Regions from separate parts of the Homo sapiens genome. Here region 2 is linked to region 1. Evidence: chromatin loops called from intact Hi-C (ENCODE). Cell type or tissue: B cell. All regions are shown on one strand. Links, peaks and the distances in the headings refer to the core of each region. The heading gives the core; the rest is flanking DNA.

What was found. A loop is a pair of places that touch in the nucleus more often than their neighbours do. Peaks named below come from ENCODE experiments on the same cell type or tissue, not always from the same donor. Only the 100,000 strongest peaks of a DNase experiment are listed, where the experiment ranks them.
Region 2: a loop joins it to region 1, with 14 times the contacts of the local background. A loop is called at or near these places in 2 of 110 quality-filtered maps.

Annotation. Positions count from the first base shown.
Region 1 is chr7:105,804,926-105,814,338 of GRCh38, forward strand. The region is part of intron 2 of ATXN7L1 (ataxin 7 like 1); the gene reads right to left. Among named protein-coding and RNA genes, the nearest start is that of ATXN7L1, 67 kb to the right of the region's middle. RefSeq lists enhancers at 1,450-1,619, 1,780-1,829, 2,470-2,519, 3,991-4,060, 4,181-4,290. In B cell, for the core only: no CTCF peak of the experiment used is centred there; a DNase peak (open chromatin) is centred at 4,486; H3K27ac peaks cover 953 bases.
Region 2 is chr7:105,651,816-105,661,228 of GRCh38, forward strand. All of the region lies in intron 4 of ATXN7L1 (ataxin 7 like 1), which reads right to left. Among named protein-coding and RNA genes, the nearest start is that of EFCAB10, 75 kb to the left of the region's middle. RefSeq lists enhancers at 865-1,588, 3,760-4,483 and a silencer at 3,747-4,041. In B cell, for the core only: CTCF peaks have their summits at 5,300 (motif pointing right) and 5,505; a DNase peak (open chromatin) is centred at 5,306.

The DNA of each region.
Region 1 (9,413 bases), core at 3,030-5,529:
GAGAAAGGGAGACAGGCAGGCAGGGAAGTAACAAGAACTCTGAGGTCAGTTATGAATAAACACCCGTGGCGTAGCATTTACCAAATGTCCAAGAACCAATAAAGAACAGAAGCTCCTGTCTACAATGAGGATCAGCTAGGATGACAACATACACACTTAAAACAACGAACGAGCCGGACAGTAGAGTGAGCTGATGTAGTGAAGGGCTAACCTGAGCCAGACAGTTAGAGAATGGGATGGCATAAAGTGACATGATTAAACAGGCAGAAAGGGCAAAGTGTGCTAGAGGAGGGAGCCATGAGCTCTGGCTAAGGTGCCAAGGGCTTTCTCTATAACCGGCCTTCCTGGGGGCAGGCGAGAACTTGCCAGGGCCCTTAGTGCTGTGGGGTGGGAAGGAGAACGCCAGCTGCTCCAGGACTTGGTAAGTTGGATATGCAGGAAGTTCAGGGGGCTGGCAGCTAGTGGCACTTGTGCCAGTGGGGAACCTGGGGTGACTCAGTGTGGGAAACAGGAGGTTGTTGGTCTCACCCACTGCCCTCATCTACTCACTCATTTATCCAACACTTATTTATTGTCATTGATTATATGCCAGACACTGGGGTACAGAGAAATGAATGCGATGATTTATGCCCTCAAGGAGCTCACAGATCATGAAAAGAGACAGGGCGAGACTCACAAGCCCACAGTACACTTGGCAAGTGATAAATAGGACGTGTGCGTGGCTCATGCTGCGGCAGAGGGCAGGGAGAGCTTCACCAGGATGACCCCAGAGTCGGTTCCTGAAAGATGAGCACAAGCTTCCAGGCAGTCGCAGGGGGAGGGGCAGCCCGGGTCGTGGGAACAGCAAGAGCAAATGCAGTGTGGTGAGATGTGCTGGCCTGGTGAGGGTGCCACAGGTGGGTGAATATAGCAGGGAATGAGGATGCTGGGGGGAAGGGCAGGAGATAAGGCCAGAGAGGTGCGAGGCAGAGTTTTACCATGTGCTCATGAGTATGAGAGAGAGAATGCAGAGAGCAGTGATCGGGTGTTTGTTTTGGAAGCAATGCTGAGCTTGCTGGAACAAGGCTGGAGGTGAGAGGGCTGCTGCAGGGTCTGGGGCTGCAGGGACAGAGAGGACGCAGGACCCAAGAGACATTTATTTGGAACTGACCACTGTGGGAAATGACTTAGAGCTTTCTGGCTTGGCCTACCAGGAAGAGGGGAAGACAGATGGGAATGCAGGTTACATGGTGCTAGAGACTGAACTGCGTCCCCCTGGATTCATGTACTGAGACCCTAGCACCCAGTGAGGTGGTATAAGGAGATGGGACCTTTGGGGAATGATGAGGTTTACATGGGGACCTAAAAGTGGAGCTCCATGATGGGATTAGTGCCCTTGTAAGGAAAGGAAGAGACACCAGGGCCCTCTCTGCCCAGTGAGCACCCGTCCACTCACCATGCGGGCACCCTGATCGTGGGTGTCAGCCTCCAAAATTGTGAGAAATAAACCTCAGTTGTTTAAGCCACCCAGGCTATGGTACTTTCTTATAGCAGCCCGAGCAGACTGAGGACATATGGGGAGGAGAGCTTTGTTTTGCAGCCTACTAAGTGTGAGAAACTGATCTGCAGTCCAAGAGGCAAGCTGGGGCCAGAGAGACAGAGTGGGGACATCATGAGCAAGCGGGGGCCAAGCTGGGGTTGTGCACAGTCTCCCTGTGAAACAGTGTTGTCTGACAACAGGGTTAAGGCTAGAATTTGGGGAACACCAATAAATAACAAGAAGATGAGAGGAGGGAAGGGGCCAGTGAAGGAAGCTGAGAGGAACGCTCGCAGAGGGAGGAGGTGAGTCATGAGGAAGTGCCCAGGAGGACCCAGCAACAGAGTCAGAGGCACAGAGAAGCCACGTGGGAAGCACTGCAGTGTTCAACACCTCTGACAAGGAGTGAAAGCTCTGGGGAAAAAATAGGGTGTGGAAGTCAACTGGCAGTTGCTGTGGGGGGATGTACAACCAAGAAAGGGTGACTTACTTGTTTCAATTTTAAACAACAAATATGTGAACAGGGCTTTAGTCTGCAAGAAGCCAGCAGAGCCTTCTTTTCCCTTTTGCCATCTTCACCTGGCCTCCTGGGCCAGGGCACGCTGCCATCCAGGTGTCCAGCCAAGCTTCCTGTGCATGGATGACCACCTGTTGCCCCAGGATTTGGCACTGTCCAACTTCCCAGCATAGCTGCCTTTCTGCTGCCCCACCACAATGCCAGCTACATTGGGTGCTGACCACATGCCACACACCCTGCTCCACAAACATCAGTTAGTGTCCTGAAGAACCTCATGAGGGAAACTTGACCAGACCCAGCTTAGAGGTGAAGAACCCAGGCTTTAGAAAAGTCAAGTCACCTGCCTGATGTCATACTGCTGGTAAATGCTGTGCAGAATTTGAACACTGTGTGTCAAACTCCACTGCACTTCCCTGCCTCAAAAGAGCCTTTCATTTCTTCCTTGAAAGAGCTGCCCCACACTGACACAAACCCATGCAGGGCGAGAACAGGACACACCTTCTGACGCGGCACTCCTGGGTAGGCTGTTGCAGGAATGGCCCCCCAGTTGTTTATACCTTCCAATCTTCACACCCTTGGGTTCCCCCTTTTCACATTGATTCTGGGCTCAGTCACATGACTTACTTTGGCCAACAGACCATTAGCAACTGTGACAGACACTTATAAAATACTTATGCACTGGGTTTGTGTGCCCTCTCTTGTTCTCCTTGGAACCCTCATGTGGAAAGCCCGGGCTGGGCTGCAGTAGCATGGACGGACCCACATGGAGCACAGGTGAGCTGTTCCTGCCCAGACCTCTCCAGACCGAGCAGCCTCCCAACCACCAGACAGGTGAGGGAGGGCCTCTTTGACCATCCAGCCTGGGCTGCGCTATCCGCACCAGAAGAAACACCCAGAAGACCCACAGAATCATAGTAAGTAATGTTTACTGTCTTAAGCCATCAAGTTTTGGGGTGGTTTGTTGCACAGCAAAAGCTAGCTAACTGATACAAGTCCTTAAAGAGGCCTGAGCTAGCATCTCCTTCCAGCTCTGAAGCACTGGAGGATAATTCTTGGATCTCTAGTGTCCACAGACTCTTTCTGCAATGTCAGAACCACCCAAGAATACAGCACTGTCCTTGGCCTGGAGGGTCACTCTGCTCCTAGAAAGCAGGAAAAGGAAGAGGCCTTTATATACCTTCTCCCCAGGACACACAGGGCCTGCAGGCAGCCCTGGTGGGTGCCAGGTTACTTAGGGACAAGGTGACAGTGGCATGCTTTTGCCATTTGTCCCCAGCCAAGTGTTTTTCCACTGATGTGAAAGGAAAAAGATAATTTCTCTAGTGAGCCCTACTGCAAAGACTCTGAGGCAGCATTTCATCAAAGGGTGCTGGGAAGCACTGGGGAGACAGCAAAACCCAAAAACCTCCAGCTCCACTCAGCAAGGAGCTTGCTGCTTCTGTTTCCAGAGAGGCGGAAAAATGAATGAGCACTCAGGAAAGCCAACCTGATCAGTGGCACTTTGATAAGATGACAAAATTGCTCCCTCCTCCAGTCCAAATCCACTCTCTGTGGTGAACTATTATGGGAAGGAAGCATCAACTAATTAGAAGCATCTCTGGGACATGAGAAAAATCAGCACCTAAAATGCCTAAGCAGAGAGAATTCCTTGTTAAGAAGAGAGAAAACAAAACAAAAAACTGCTAGGATGTCACTTTGCCCAAGCATATTTATAAAGGGAGGAGGAGATAAGAATTAATTGGGACAGGAGCTTCTACCTAAGTGACATAAAAGACACAATTATTTTTGCTGCTTTTACAGATCAAGTGCCCCTTCCAGGTGGGGATAGAGCCCTGGCACCACCCACCATTTTGAAAAATGACTTTTAGTCTTCCGTAGTTCTAACTAAGCTTGAAATTAAGATGGTTCTTTTGTTTACTCCCCCTGTTGGGGAAGCTCTAACCACCTATCAAAAACACCAATGTCTGGATTATTTATTTCTCATTGTCCAACCTACGGGGCATAGAAGAGTTTTATGAAGCCAACATGTGAGGCGTTTCTCCCAAAGAAGCGTGGATGCACCTCCCCATATTGCAGAGCCCTTTTATACTATGGTCCTTTGATAATCTGGATTTTGACAGACAGAACTAATGCCTGACTTGGAGCAGGACAAAGAGCCCTGGAAGTCAGAGGCTTCATTCTTGTCACCCTCTTTCCTTTATAAGCTGCGAGCACTTGGGTAAGTCCCTTAACCTTGAGAAAATTCAATAAAACAAAGGGTTAGTGACTAATATATTACATCCTTTTTAAAAAACAAGTTGTGGTTTAAAAAGCCCCATATAACATGAGATCTACTGTCTTAACACATCTGTGAGTGTATAGTACAGTATTGTTAACCATAAGCACACTGTTGTAAAGCAGATCTCTAGAACTGACTCAGCTTGCACTACTGAAACTCCACGCCCACTGAGCAGCAACCTCACTTCCTCCTTCCTCCGGCCCCTGGCACTCAACCATTCTATGTTCTGCTTCTACGAGTCAACTGCCTTAGATACCTCATATCAGTGGAATCAGGCAGTATTGGTCCTTTATGACTGGCTTATTTCATTTAGCATAGTGTCCTCAAGGTTCAAATATATATCCTTACAATGATACTGACATGGTACTCACTGTTTCCATGGTAAGTGGTTACATATATTAACGTATTTAGCCCTCACAGAAACCCTTCAAGGTAAGGTGGCATGATTATCTCCTTTTGATAGATGAGGAAACTGAGGCAAAGGGAGGTGAAGTGAGGTGCCTATGCTTACCTGCTGTGTAAGTGGCTCCAGACTCCTTTTTTTTTTTTTCCAAGACAGGGTCTCACTCTGTTGCCCAGGCTAGAGCATAGTTATGCTATCATAGCTCACTGTAGCTTTGACCTCCTGGGCTCAAGTGATCCTCCCAACTCAGCCTCCCAAGTAGCTGGGACGAAAGGCACATGCCACCACATCCACCTAATTTTTTAAATTTTTTGTAGAGACGAGGTCTCACTATGTTGCCCAGGCTGGCCTCGAATTCCAGGACTCAAATGATCCTCCAGCCTTGGCCTCCCAAAGTGTTGAGACTACAGGTGTGAGCCACCACACCCAGCCCAGACTCCATTCTCTTGAACATAACACCATGTTCTTTCTGTACAGTTTAAAATTTCTATTTTAGCAAGTAGGCTCACAGAGATACTGAAGTCACTGAGGAAGATGGCAAAAGATGGGGCAGGGAGGATAAACGAGATGTGGTGTTGGAGAGATCTACCCTTGTATAGTTCAGAGTGGTCTTTCACAGCAGGAAGAGGATGGCCTTGGAGCCAGGGAGACCTGGGCCCAGTCCTGGCTCTCCCTTGCTCTAGGCCCTTGGGAAACACCAGTCACCAAAACTGGCAAGACCCTTGCCTTGTAGACATCACATGCTAGCAGGTGAGACAAACAACAAACAATAAGTATTCCCAATAATGTCTGCTATAGAAAGGGTAAAGTGTTATAAAAAAACAAACAAACAAAACACTGGTGCTGGGAAGGCTGGCTGGAATTGTAAAAAGGGTGCCACTGAGAAGGTGATATCTGAGCAGACTAGAAGAAGGTGAGAAGGTAGATTGTGAGGCTGGAGCACATCTAGGGGATGGTGTTCCGCACAGAGGGAAGAGCTAGTGCAAAGGTCCAGAGAAGGGGAGAGCCTAGGACGTATGAGGGAGAGCAAAGAAGCCAGCCTGTGTGCAGGAGCCAACGCGAGCCAGCGTAGAGGCACTGAAGCCGGGGATGGCATGGGGGCGGCGGAAAGGCTGTGCCAGTGACTCTGAGTGGTGTGGGAAGCTATGCAGGCTTTTGAGCAGAGGAGTGACATGAACTGATACTTGGCTTTTATAGTAATTTAGGTGATGGTGGCTCAGATCAGGGCAGCAGAAGTGGAGGTGGGAGAAGCAGTTGGTTTTGAACCTAACCTGTTTCCTAGTGGACTAGATGTGGATGGGAGAAAAAGATGGGAGTCAAGGATGACACCAAGAGTTCTGTCCAAAGCAACTGGAAGAATGAAGTGGCTATCAGCTAACCTAGAAAGGCCACAGATGAAGAAAGTTACGGGGTCCCTGAAAAGATATGGTGAAGTCCTATCCCCAATACTTGTGAATGTGGTCTTATTTGGAAACAGCGTCTCTGCAGAAGTGATCAAGTTAAGATGAGGTCATTAGGGTGGGCCTTAATCCAATATGACTGGCGTCCTTATACGACGAGGAGAAGAGACACAGACAGGCCTGGAGATGATGTGAAGGTGGACAGGGAGAACACCATGTGATAAAGGAGGCAGAGCCGGGAGTGACACAGCTATAAGACATGGAAAGCCAAGGATGGCTAGCCACACCGGAAGCATGCAACAGATTCTGCCCTGGAAGCTTCAGAGAGAGCGCAGCCCTGCCAGCACCTTGACTTTGGACTTTGGTCTCCAGAACAGAGAGAGAATGAATTTCTGTTATTTTAAGCCATCTAGTTTGTGGTACTTTGTTGCGGCAGCCCTAGCAAACTATTACAGGGGGTAAGCTAACAATTCAGTTTTCCACATGTTAAATGCTGGAGATGTCAAGCAGGTGGTGGGATGTCTGAGTCCCAAGTTCAGGAGAAAAGCCCAGGCTGCTGACAGGAGTCTGGGACATGTCTGCAAATAGAATGCATTTATAGCCATGGGGCTGGATGAGGGCAGCAAGGAATAAAAGTATACATGGGAAGGGAAGAGGGCCAAGGATTGAGCCTGGGGCACTCCAAAGCTGAGACTGGGAGAAGCAGAAACTGGCAAAGGACTCTGAGTTGGAGCAGCCCAGGAGGTAGAAGAAAAACCAAGAGTGCCAAGTCCTGGGGCCTGCATTTCTTCCCTGGCCCCATGGCTCCTGGTGGGCCAAGGCCTCCCTGCTGACCTACCTGCAGCCACCTCTCCTCTTCCCCTCACAGGCTAAGTCCCAGAGAGCCCACTGAACAGACCACTCTCAACTGCCCCCATACCTTGTCTTCAGACAAATTGTCTCCTCTGCCAGCTTCCCCTTTCCCTTCTGTTTTCTGGGTCTCAGCCTAAGAGCTCCCCTGCCTTGTGAATGCTTTGGACCACCCCAGGCACAGGGAGGCACCCTGCTCCCTTCTCAAGCCCCCCTGGATGCTAACCTTGCCTCAACCTTAGTGCTCATCTCCTATCCCGGGGTTGATGGGGATGTCTGTCTCTGTACACAACCAGCTCCCTGGCACAGAGCAGGCCTGCAATAAGCATTTGTTGAAACTGATGAATCCAAACATGGATGGCTGAAATGGGACTCTTCTGGCAGCTACCGTATTAACACTAAGTTTGGAGTCAACGAAAACATATGAACTTTAAAAGCAAGGTTTCTTAAGTTATATCTTTCCTACCTGTTCAGTTGATTTCCAAGTCTCAAGAATAGTAGTTTACATATATTCCTGTTAAACTTTTAGTTCTTGAGAGATCTAACTCAGACTAGCAAGATATTTGGGTCTTGATTCTATCAGTTTCTAAACTAGTTTTCAGGCTTAGCTTTCTGTTCTCCACAAACTTTACTGAGCATATCATCAATGTCTTTACTCGAGTCCTTAATACGAAACAAAGCAGGACAGGGGCAGGAAAGAAGCCTGTAACATTTCCCTGCAGTTGTCCCTCTGGCTCAGTTACGGCCCACTCACTGTACAGATATTTACTAAGCACCCACTGTGGCATTGTTCTAGGTGTCAGGAATTCATCAGTGATAAACAAAGATCTAGCTGGGCATGGTGGCTCACGCCTGTAATCCCAGCACTCTGGGAGGCTGAGACGGGTGGGTCACTTGAGCCCAGAAGTTCAAGACCAGCCTGGACAACATGATGAAACCCTGTCTCTAGAAAAAACACAAAAATTTATCTGGGCATGGTGGCACACACCTGTGGTCCTAGCTACTTGGGAGGCTGAGGTGGGAGGAATATCTAAGCCTGGGAGGTCAAGGCTGCAGTTGGCTGTGATTGCGCCCCTGTACTCCAGCCTGGGTGACAGAGTGAGACCCTGTCTCAAAAACAAGACAAAACCAAACCAAACCAAACCAAACAACCCCACCACCAAAACAAAGATCCTTGCTCTGACTTCTCCACAGATACCGCCTTTCAACTGTTATGAATTTACCTACTTGTATGACTTCATGTGGATTCCATCTTTTCCACATACATTTCATGACAGACTTTTGCCAAATGCTTTGTTAAAACCAGAGACACTGTATCTATAATATTTCCTGGCCTCCCAGCCCAGGAGAAAAGGAGATGGGATTTCTCTGGTGTACACAGTTCTTAGTAAACCCAGGTTGGCTCCTGGTGTTCACTACCTTCTTTTCTAGTATTCACAATCTACAATTTTTTTTTTTTTTTTTTTGAGACGGAGTTTTGCTCTTGTTGCCCAGGCTGGAGTGCAATGGCACAATCTCAGTTCAATGCAACCTCTGCCTCCCAGGTTCAAGCGATTCTCCTGCCTCAGCCTCCCTAGTAGCTGGGATTATAGGCATGTGCCACCACGCCCAGCTAATTTTGTATTTTTAGTAGAGACGGGGTTTCTCCATGTTGGTCAGGCTAGTCTCGAACTCCCGACCTCAGGTGATCCACCCGCCTCGGCCTCTCAAAGTGCTGGGATTACAGGCATGAGCCACTGTGCTCGGCCCACAATCTATAATTTTAATAATGCACACTAGACTCTTCCTTTATCTGTAAATTCTGAAATTAAGTTTTTTTTCCTTTTCTGGAAACCAGAAAATCATTTGGCCACTTTCTGTTTTCTGGGAACTCTCCTTTTCTCTCTGACTCTGCTAAGCTTACCAAAAGCAATTCTATCTCTCTCTCTCTTTTTTTCCCCCAGTATCCTAGGATGTCATTATCTGAACCTGAATTCTGAACTTGAGATAGCTGGGTGTTTTCTGATAATTTCTCCATGTATCCTGGATTCCAATTTCCTCCCACCAGTATGAGTCCCACCCTTCCAAGTCTCAAATCTTTCTTTTTAATGCCCCTCTAGCCTCAATCCTTTCTTCCTCTCTTCCTCCATTTCACCTTACACAAAAGCTGTCCTTCCAGAGGAGACGTCGTCCTCAGGAAATCAGTCTAATAAAACCAGCTTCGCAGCAGTCCCCATTCTCTGTAGGGTCCCACATCTATCAGGTGCTCAGACCCTGCCCTTCAGGATGTATCCTCTCTACCTGGGGACCATCCAGTGTTTTCTCTTACTCGGCCTCCAATTGTGATCGCAATGCCAGCAGCTGTGCTGATGGCCCCCTGAAATTGACTTGGCAATTCACTATCCTCACTCCAGTGAGCTTCTAAAAACTCAATAAACTTGATCTTTGCCCCGCCTCCTGCCACTTGAAGC
Region 2 (9,413 bases), core at 3,831-6,330, 150 kb before region 1:
TGCAATCCTGAAGTATGTTAGGCATTGGGGCTCTCTGCTGGTTCTAAGATGCCTCCCAGAGAAATAACTCTATAAGCCCCCCTCTAGGCTGCTCCAATTTTCTGGAAGCAGGAGGCCCCAGCGCATGTCTCCCTGCTGGTCTGTTAGTCTCTCTTGTACTTCTGTTATTCATGGCTTCCCAGGGCATGGAGCTCAGAAGGTGGTCTCCAAACCTGCTGGGAGAATAAGGAGTGCTAAGTGTCCTGACATTCCTGGGGAGTCCTAGTGCCCTAGGACTGTGAACAAGTCAGCAAGTCAGAGAAGAGGAGAAGATAAAAAAGGAAAAATCGAGCCCTCATGCAGTAGGGCATAGGATGCTGCACAGGCTGCCTTTGGGACCAGCTGTGTCTGCAGCAGTGTAGCCTTGGGCAGGGAGTCCAGGAGCGTTTTAAGGATAACCCTAGACCTAATCAACTGCACCTGCTCAGTGCCTTTCCTCTGCAAATGAGAACGAAGAGCCACACAATTCCAATGAATGGCCATTGAAATTCACATCAATAAGGAAATGGTATCAGAGCCTGGGAGGGCAGGAATTGAGAACGTAGAGATTAGGAGGCAATTTGATTCTGCAGGGAGCGCTGGTGCAGGGTGAGGCAGAGCCCCAAGCACCCTGTCCCCAGCACTGGCCCAGAACAGGCTCCGCTCAGGAGCAACAAGCGGGAGCACTCCCCTCGGCAGCCACCAGAGGTCATTGGTTCCTGCTGTTCGAGCTGTAGGCTGCTCTGCAGTGCCTTCCAGCCAGTACAGCCCAGACAGTTACTGTTTCCCAACAGTCCTGGAGGAAACCCTGACCCAAGGGGAGACAGGGCAACTCCTTACAGAACACCCTCCATCCCCCTGCCAGGAAGGCTGGGAGCTGGCACCTTGAGCAGAGACCCTGGGCTCCCATCCTAAGCCTTTGGCCTTCAAGAAGCTTTTTCTGAGCACGCTGAAAGATGAGGAAATGGCAAAGCATCCCAGGCTACTTATCAGTGCTCCAGCTTCTGGCCAGGTACCCTGACACCTGCTGCTCCCAGTTTCCTGCCAGAGGAAAAGCCCTCAGGAGCACCTTCCCTCCCCCAGGCATCACTCACTCACTCTGCTTTTTCCTTTTTTGTATTAGAATCCGGTTCTGGGCAGGCAGCCTTGCACCTGAACCACCTCCATCCAGAAAACAAAGCACATTTTCTTTTTAAACCCTCAAGGGTTTATTCTGAATGGCATTTTTGCCATATTAAAAAAAAAAGTTTATCTTCACACTGACCTACAGCAAACTCAGGATATTCTTTGTTCCAAATTAAATAGACTTTTTCTTTTTTAATCTCTATGTTAGCAATATCAGGCCGGGCATGGTGGCTCATCCCAGCACTTTGGGAGGCTGAGGTGGGTGGATCACTTGAGGTCAGGAGTTGGAGACCAGGCTGTCCAACATCATGAAACCCCGTCTCTACTAAAAATACAAAAATTAGCCAGGCGTGGTGGTGTATGCCGGTAATCCCAGCTACTTGGGAGGCTGAGGCAGGAGAATTGCTTGAACCCAGGGGATGGAGGCTACAGTGAGCCGAGATCGTGTCACAGCACTCCAGCCTAGAAGCCAGGGAGAGACTCTGTCTCAAACAAACAAAAACAACAACAACCAAAAAACTCTATGTTAACAATATCAGCATCCAGTTAGAAACCAGCTCTTCCCTGAAATTCAGTCACTCACAAGTCAGTCTGACCAAAGTCCACCTCTTAAACAGCTGTTAAAAGGTCCAGGCCTCAGCATCGCTTGCAACCTTTCTGGCTTGGCCTCTCTGTGTGTTCTAATCTGTTTGCACTCAGCCACCAACGCAAATCTGACCATGAAAGTCTTTGTGGGCTGCCCAAGGCCCAGAGGTCCAAGTGTAACCTTCACAGCCTGGCCCACCCCACCCCTCCTGCCCCAGCCACCTTCTCCTGTAGCCTCGCTGGACTTCTCACTTCTCCTTGAACACCAGTGCTCCGGCCTGGCTCTGTGCCTTTCTGTGGGCCGGGCTCTCCTGCTGGTGTGCCCTCCCCCATTCTCCAGGTGAACACTCCCCCATCTGTCCAGATCCGGAGGAAACATCCTCTTCTCTCCCAGTGCCTGCTGTTCCTTCCTAGGTGTTTCTGCTGCACTCATCATGTCCTATGGCAAGGTTTTATTTCTACATCTATGTGTCCTGACCAGACTGTGAGCTGCCTGATGATGGGAACCCTGTCCCAGTATACATGTCGCTCTGGAATTATCCCAGCAGCCTATACATTATCTAGCATTTAGGAAGGGCTCGATAAATGTTTGATGAATGAATTAATGTTCTCAGTGGAAGTTAAATCACATAACACAATAAAAACCAAACTGGCACCCCACCAATGCTTGGTAAGAACAAATGCTTTAGGTGGGGATCAGGCTGTGCTGCCTCTCCTCTTCTGAGAAGAGATTGTGCAATGACAAAGGTGAAGTGTCCGCTCATAGCGGCACATGCTGCACACCTACCATGCATGAGCAGTGAGTTATGCACTCACGTGCAATACCGTGTTTAATCTCTATCCCCAATTTCATAGATGTGGAGCCTGAGGCTGAGAAAGGCTTGCCCCAGGTCATTCCACAAAATGAAGGGCAGAGAGAGCTTGACGTCAGGCAACACCGAGGGTGGTGCTCTTTACTGTAGCACTGGAAGCCAGAAGGCCAGGGGTCAAGTCTCAGCTCCTCTGCTGTCCCACTGTGTATGTAATCTCAGCCCATCGCTTCATCTCTTTGGGCTCTGTTTTCTTATCTTCACCACAAAATAGTCTTTAGGCTCAAATAGGATTGGGCTATCAAAACATCTAAAAATCATAATGAGCTATGCAGCTATGAAGGACCATGGTTACTAATCTCTGTGGCTCATCCCTCTTCTTTCCTTCAGGCCATTTTTTTTTTTTGAGACGGAGTCTTGCTCTGTTGCCCAGGTTGGAGTGCAGTGGCACAATCTCAGCTCACTGTAACCTCTGTCTCCCAGGTTCAGGAGATTCTTGTGCCTCAGCCTCCCAAATAGCTGGGATTACAGGGACACACCACTACGCCTGGCTAATTTTTTTTTTTTTTTTTGTATTTTTAGTAGAGACAGGGTTTCACCACATTAGTCTTGAACTCCTCACCTCAAGCGATCTGCCCGCTTCAGTCTCCCAAAGTGCTGGGATTACAGGCGTGAGCCACAGTGACTGGACACTTCAGGCCATTTTCTTCCTTCCCCAGCTGTCTTGGTCTTACTTTTCCTCCCAAAGCTGGATTCCCTATTTCTGAGCACTTCTGTGACTTCACAAGGTTGGCTGCATTTACACCCAAGGAGCTGTCCATTGTCCTTACCTTTGCTCATCTGAAAACCCAGTGAGCAGGCAGCCTTAGATGTTTAAATTCCCACGGCCTCCCTGTCCTGGAAGGGACACTCTGCCCCCAGCCGCAGCCCCCACATGCTTCAATATTCTGGTCTGTCTACCTTCCCACCCTCTCTTACCCCTTCCCTCTGAAGTCCATTACAAAAACATTAAACTTCTACTCTGTAGGCAAACAAGTGGGAGCCATCAAAGAGTTGTGGGCAGAACGGGCTCACATCACTCTGGGGGGGTGTGTGGGGTGGACAGGAGGATGGGCAGAGTGAGGGGCAAGGAGGCCAGGGAGAGGCAACTGCAAGAATCCTGCTGAGGAATGCAGGGCAGTCACAGGGGTAGGGTCCTTGCAGTGTCTGCGGCTCCTTGGGTTGCTCGTATTTCACAGCCTGAGACGACTCTCTGTGTCTTCAGGGAGCCATCAATCCTGAGCCTTGGTCTTGCCCCCAGTTCACGCCAGCACCAGGCAGGAAGAGATAAGCCGCCCAGTTTCTCCCACAGGCATCTGGCCAGGGCCTCTCAGTGATCGCTTCCCTCTCCATAAAGCGTTGGGAAGACTTCCAGAGTGCTTACACTCCCTCAGCCCCAGTTGCTCCGGGAAGACCCGCCTGGTAATTCCAAGCATTTGGAGAGGAGCCCCGCCTACCTGGGGAGAGGGAGCCCTCCCCCACCTGCTGCAGGGCATGCACAGGGAGGCCAGGGAGCCTGCTGATTTTTCTTTTGCTTTGGCTCATTTTCCTCCTGGAGCAGCGGGCTCATCTTCTGCATTTTTAATAGCTGAGCATATTTAGCATTCAACACACACGTGTGGGTTGATAAGGCCCAAAGAGAAGGCAACAAGCCATCCAGGGGAGGAAATCCTCCTCCTACCTCCTCTCTGCCTCCTGCCCACCTCAGCCTACAACTGTGGGTCTGAGTTCCCCATCAATTCGCCAGGCCAGACCAGGGTTACCGAAGTGATAGCAGCTGAGAGAGTCAGACTGGCTGACTCGGTCACTGTGCCAGGGTCTGGTCCCATGGCTGAGCAGGGACTCATAAGTAAAGGCTGAAATGCTCATCGGAGCTCAAAAGGGCCAAACAGCCATAACTCCTTCTTGATTCTTATGTGGGGACCGAGTCTTCTTGCCCACCTCCCTCCACTGTCATCAACTACATAGATGTCAACACTGTGAGATGGTGGCCAGGTACCCCCTGACCTCTGGCTCCCACAGGGGTGGTCCCCACTGTCAGGACAGTGAACCAGTGGAAGGGGCCTCTGAGAGGCTGAGTACAGGGCTGGGGATGCTGGGCAGCCTGTGGGTGCTGTCAGGCAGTTCTGCAGGGAACAAACCTGGTAACATGGCAATGCTCTGTTTTCCCCTTTCTTCTTCTTCCTTTTTTTTTTTTTTGAGATAGTCTCGCTCTGTCACCCACACTGGAGTGCAGTGGTGTGATCTTGGCTCACTGCAACCTCTGCCTCCCAGATTCAAGCGATTGTCTTGCCTCAGCCTCCCAAGTAGCTGGGATTACAGGTGCCCGCCACTACACTCGGCTAATTTTTGTACTTTTAGTAGGGACAGGGTTTTGCCATGTTGGCCAGGATCGTCTTGAACTCCTGACTTCAGGTGGTCCACCCGCCTCGGCCTCCCGTGTTGGAATTACAGGCGTGAGCCACCACGCCGGCCTCCCCCTTTCTTGTAATGCAGTTATTTTTTTAAGCTACTCAGTCACATAAAGGAGAAAATAACAAAACCACAGACCATTTAACCTTGTGCTGGAATGCCAGGAGGTCAGCCTGAACTCTAGAGTAGTGTTTTTATTGCTGTACATGTGAATTTGAGCTATTTGGAAAGGGTGGCCCTAACCTGCTGTTAAATCTAATCTAAGGGCCACGGTCCAGTATGGGTTGGCACTGCTTATGCTTTCTTGGCCAGTAGGGGGCGATACAGAGTTCACTTGGAGCAATGGAACGAACTTGGGCAGGGAGTTCTCTGCACCGCCTGATGCAGGTCTTCCAGGTCTGTTTCCACCACAGACCCAGCAGCACCAGGCCAAGGGGAGAAAGGAGTTGGAATTTAGCAACTCCTGATGGGAGCGTAACATTTAAAGAGATTAGAGGAGCCCAATTGACACACCATTGAATTGAAAAAACCAGAGGGTCCCACCCAGGGTCAGTGGCCTATGTGTCTAGATCCAGCAGCCACTAACCACTTCAGGCTACTAAGCATTTAAAATGTGGCTACTGTGGGGGCCAGGCACTGTGGCTCACACCTGTAATCCCAGCACTTCGGGAGGCTGAGTTGGGTGGATCCCTTGAGCTCAGGAATTCGAGATGGTGAAACTCTAACTCTACAAAAACACAAAAATTAGCCAGGCACAGTAGTGTGTGCCTGTCGTCCCAGCTACCTGGGAGGTTGAGGTGGGAGGATCACTTGAGCCCAGGAGGTTGAGGCTGCAGTAAGCTGAGATTGCACCACTGTACTCCAGCCGCAGCCTGGGTGACAGAGTGAGACCCTGTCTCAAAAAAAAAAAAAAAAAAAAAAAAAAAAAGATAAGAAAAAAAGTGGCTACTGTGGCTGTGGCTGAACGGGATTTTAAATTTCATTTAAGCTGAGTTTGTTGAAATTTAAGAACGGATACTTGATTCAGTTATTAGAAAATGTTTAAGTCTGTTTAGAACAACTTGGGTGTCAATCTATTTTATAACCTTTAGTTTTTATGAAACCTAAAAATGGGTCAAATATTTCTAATGAAAATTTAGTGTCCAAATTGAGATGTGCTGTAAGTGTAATAAAACACATGCAGGATTTTGAAGACTTATGAAAAGAAAATAATGTAATCTATCTCATTGGTTATATGTTGAAATGATAGTATTTTGAATATATTAGGTTAAAGAAAATAGTCATGTGTCACTTCATGATGGGGCTATGTTCTAAGAAATGCAATGAGAGGTCATTTCGTCATGCTAACATTGTAGAGTGAACTAACACAAACCCCTGCACACTGGCCTGGGCGACAGAGCTATACCCCATCTCAAAAAAAAAAAAAAAGTGACCAGTTCCACTTTTCCAATGGATTACCCTCTTCTTGCCGGTCTGGGCAGGATTCTGTCCTGTCAAGTATAAAAGGTGCTTGAACCTAAGCTGTATGGTATAGCCACTTGTTCCTAGATTACAAACCTGTACAGCATGTGACTGTACTGAATACTGTAGGCAATTGTAATATAAGTGTAAGTATTTGTGTGTCTAAACATATCTAAATATAGAAAAGCTATAGTAAAAATAGGGTATAATCATCTTATGGGACTGCTGTTGACTAAAACGCTGTTATGTGGCACATAACTTTTTTTTTTTTTTTTTTTTTGAGGTGGAGTCTCACTTGCTTTGTTGCCCAGGCTGGAGTGCAGTGCCAGGATCTTGGCTCGCCGCAACCTCTGCCTCCCAGGTTCAAGCAAGTCTCCTGCCTCAGCCTCCCGAGTAGCTGAGATTACAGGCATGCGCCACCATGCCTGGTTATTTTTTTTTGTATTTTTAGTAGATACGGGGTTCCACCATGTTGGCTAGGCTGGTCTCGAACTCTTGACCTCAAATGATCCATCCGCTTCGGCTTCCCAAAGTGTTGGGATTACAGGCATGAGCCACCATGCCTGGCCAATGACTACTATTAAAAATTAATTTCATGACTGGGCATGGTGGCTCACGCCTGTAATCCCAGCATTTTGGGAGGCCAAGGCAGACGGATCATGAGGAGTTCAAGACCAGGCTGGCTAAGATGGTGAAACCCCGTCTCTACTGAAAACACAAAAATTAGCTGGGTATGGTGGTGGGCACCTGTAATCCCAGCTACTCAGGAGGATGAGCCAGGAGAATAGCTTGAACCTGTGTGATAGAGGTTGCAGTGAGCTGAGATCACGCCACTGTACTCCAATCTGGGTGACACAGCAGGACTCCGACTCAAAAAAAAAATTAATTTCACCTGTTTCTTTTGTACTTTTTTCCAATGTGGCTGTTGAAAATGTAAAATTAACATGTGTGTCACACATTACATTTCTATTGGATAGTGCTAGTCTAAACAATTCTAGACAAAAGGTCAGCCATCTCCAGGAATGGAAATCTCAGAATCCCTTTCAATGGTCACATCCATTTCATTCAATTCGACAAATATTTACTGACACGAGTACCACGCTTGTTGAGTTGGTGAGAGGTTTCCATACAGGAGGCCCTGCAGTAACTACTGGGCAGGAGGAAGACAGGAAGTGGAGTCTATGGCCGACCAGAGAAAGTGTCACATGTGAGGTAAAAATTAAGTGCTCCGGGGATTAAAAGAAAGGCGATAGCATATCAGGTTGTTGGCAAGGAGGAAGTGAATGAGGAAAGGGCATTGAGAGAAGGTAGCCAGTGAAACGGGCAATAAGAATGGTAAGGATTATGGCCAGGAGAGAAGGGGACTGAATGCTGTGGAGACACCGGGCTTAGCAGACCCAGTGCCCTCAGACTCCTCTTTCCCTGTCCCAATCCTCCATGGCACCACCCTTGGCCTCTGTTCTTCTTCTTCTCACACCATATACCTCCCTGGCAGGCCCATCTGTACCCACAGCTTCCATGCCCACGTCTACACTGATGACTCTCTAGTCCTGGCCCATACCTATCTCTTGACCCCTGGTTCCAAACATTCAATGCCCACTCACATTTCTTTTCTCTTTCTTTTTTTTTTTGAGACGTGTAGATATTTCTTAGATACTTCAAAATCCACTGACTTCCCAGCTGAACTCATCCTTCCTTTCCCTCCCTCAACTCTGGCCCTTACTGTCCTTCCCTTGAGGAAGCGGCAGGACCACAACTCTGCTGTCGTAATGCCTTCCCTTGTACTCCAGCCCTACATATGACCAGCCCCAAAGTCCTGCGGAGTTTTCCCTCCTTAATATTTATCTCACCCAGCCCCTCCGTACACACCACTGCCTGGATCCAGGCTGTCACCACGCCTCGCCTGGGTGACACAACATCCTCACCGTTCTTGCTGCTTCCTGTGTGACCCCCCGAGCCATCATTCTACGTGGCTGTCAAGGTGACCAGACTACATGAGAAAACTGCTCCTTTAACACCGCTTTGAAATTTCCAGGGTGAAGTCCAAATTCCTGAACTTAACACATACAGCAGAACTTCATAATCTGGGCCTCACTCCCCTACCCAGTTTCACATCCTGCCTCTCCCCACATGCAAATACTTTTGCACATTCTGTTCCCTTTGCCTAGGACACCCTTCCAACTCTCTTAGATAGAATTTTTTTTTTTTTTGGTGGTAAAATAGACATAACATTAAAAATTTACCATTCTAATTCCATTCTCTTTGTCTACCTCCTTCCTACTACTTGTCCTTCTAATTTAGCGGAAGTGACCTTTTTTTTTTTTTTTTTTTTTTTTGAGACAGAGTCTTGCTCTGTCGCCCAGGCTGGAGTGCAGTGGCGCAATGTTGGCTCACTGCAACCTCCGCCTCCAGGGTTCAAGCGATTCTCCTGCCTCATCCTCCCAAGTAGCTGGGATTACAGGTGCGCACCACCACACCCAGCTAATTTTTGAATTTTTAGTAGAGACAGGGTTTCACCATGTTGGTCAGGCTGGTCTTGAACTCCTGACCTCGTGATCCACCTGCCTTGGCTTCCCAAAGTGCTGGGATTACAGGTGTGAGCCACCATGCCTGGCCAGAAGTGACCTCTTTTGAAAAACCCTTTCTGAGTCCTCAGCCTGGGTTAGGTACCCTTCTCCTTTGCTACCAACCTCATAGTCCTTATCACTTTGTACTGTGTTAGCTTATGTTTCTATTTACAGACTCCCTAAGACAATGTCTGTGTCTTAACTTTGTATCCCCAGGGCTGCAGTGTACAGTTGTATAGGTTATGCACTGTGAGAGGATGCCTGGCTAAGGAAATAAGCAGTGGATGAAGGCCATTAGTCAACTGTGCACCTGGTACAGGCCTGTATCCAGACTGTTTTCTAATTTGCACAAAGGTGCTTGTGTGACACCAGTGGGCCCTGTGTATCCCCTGTGCTT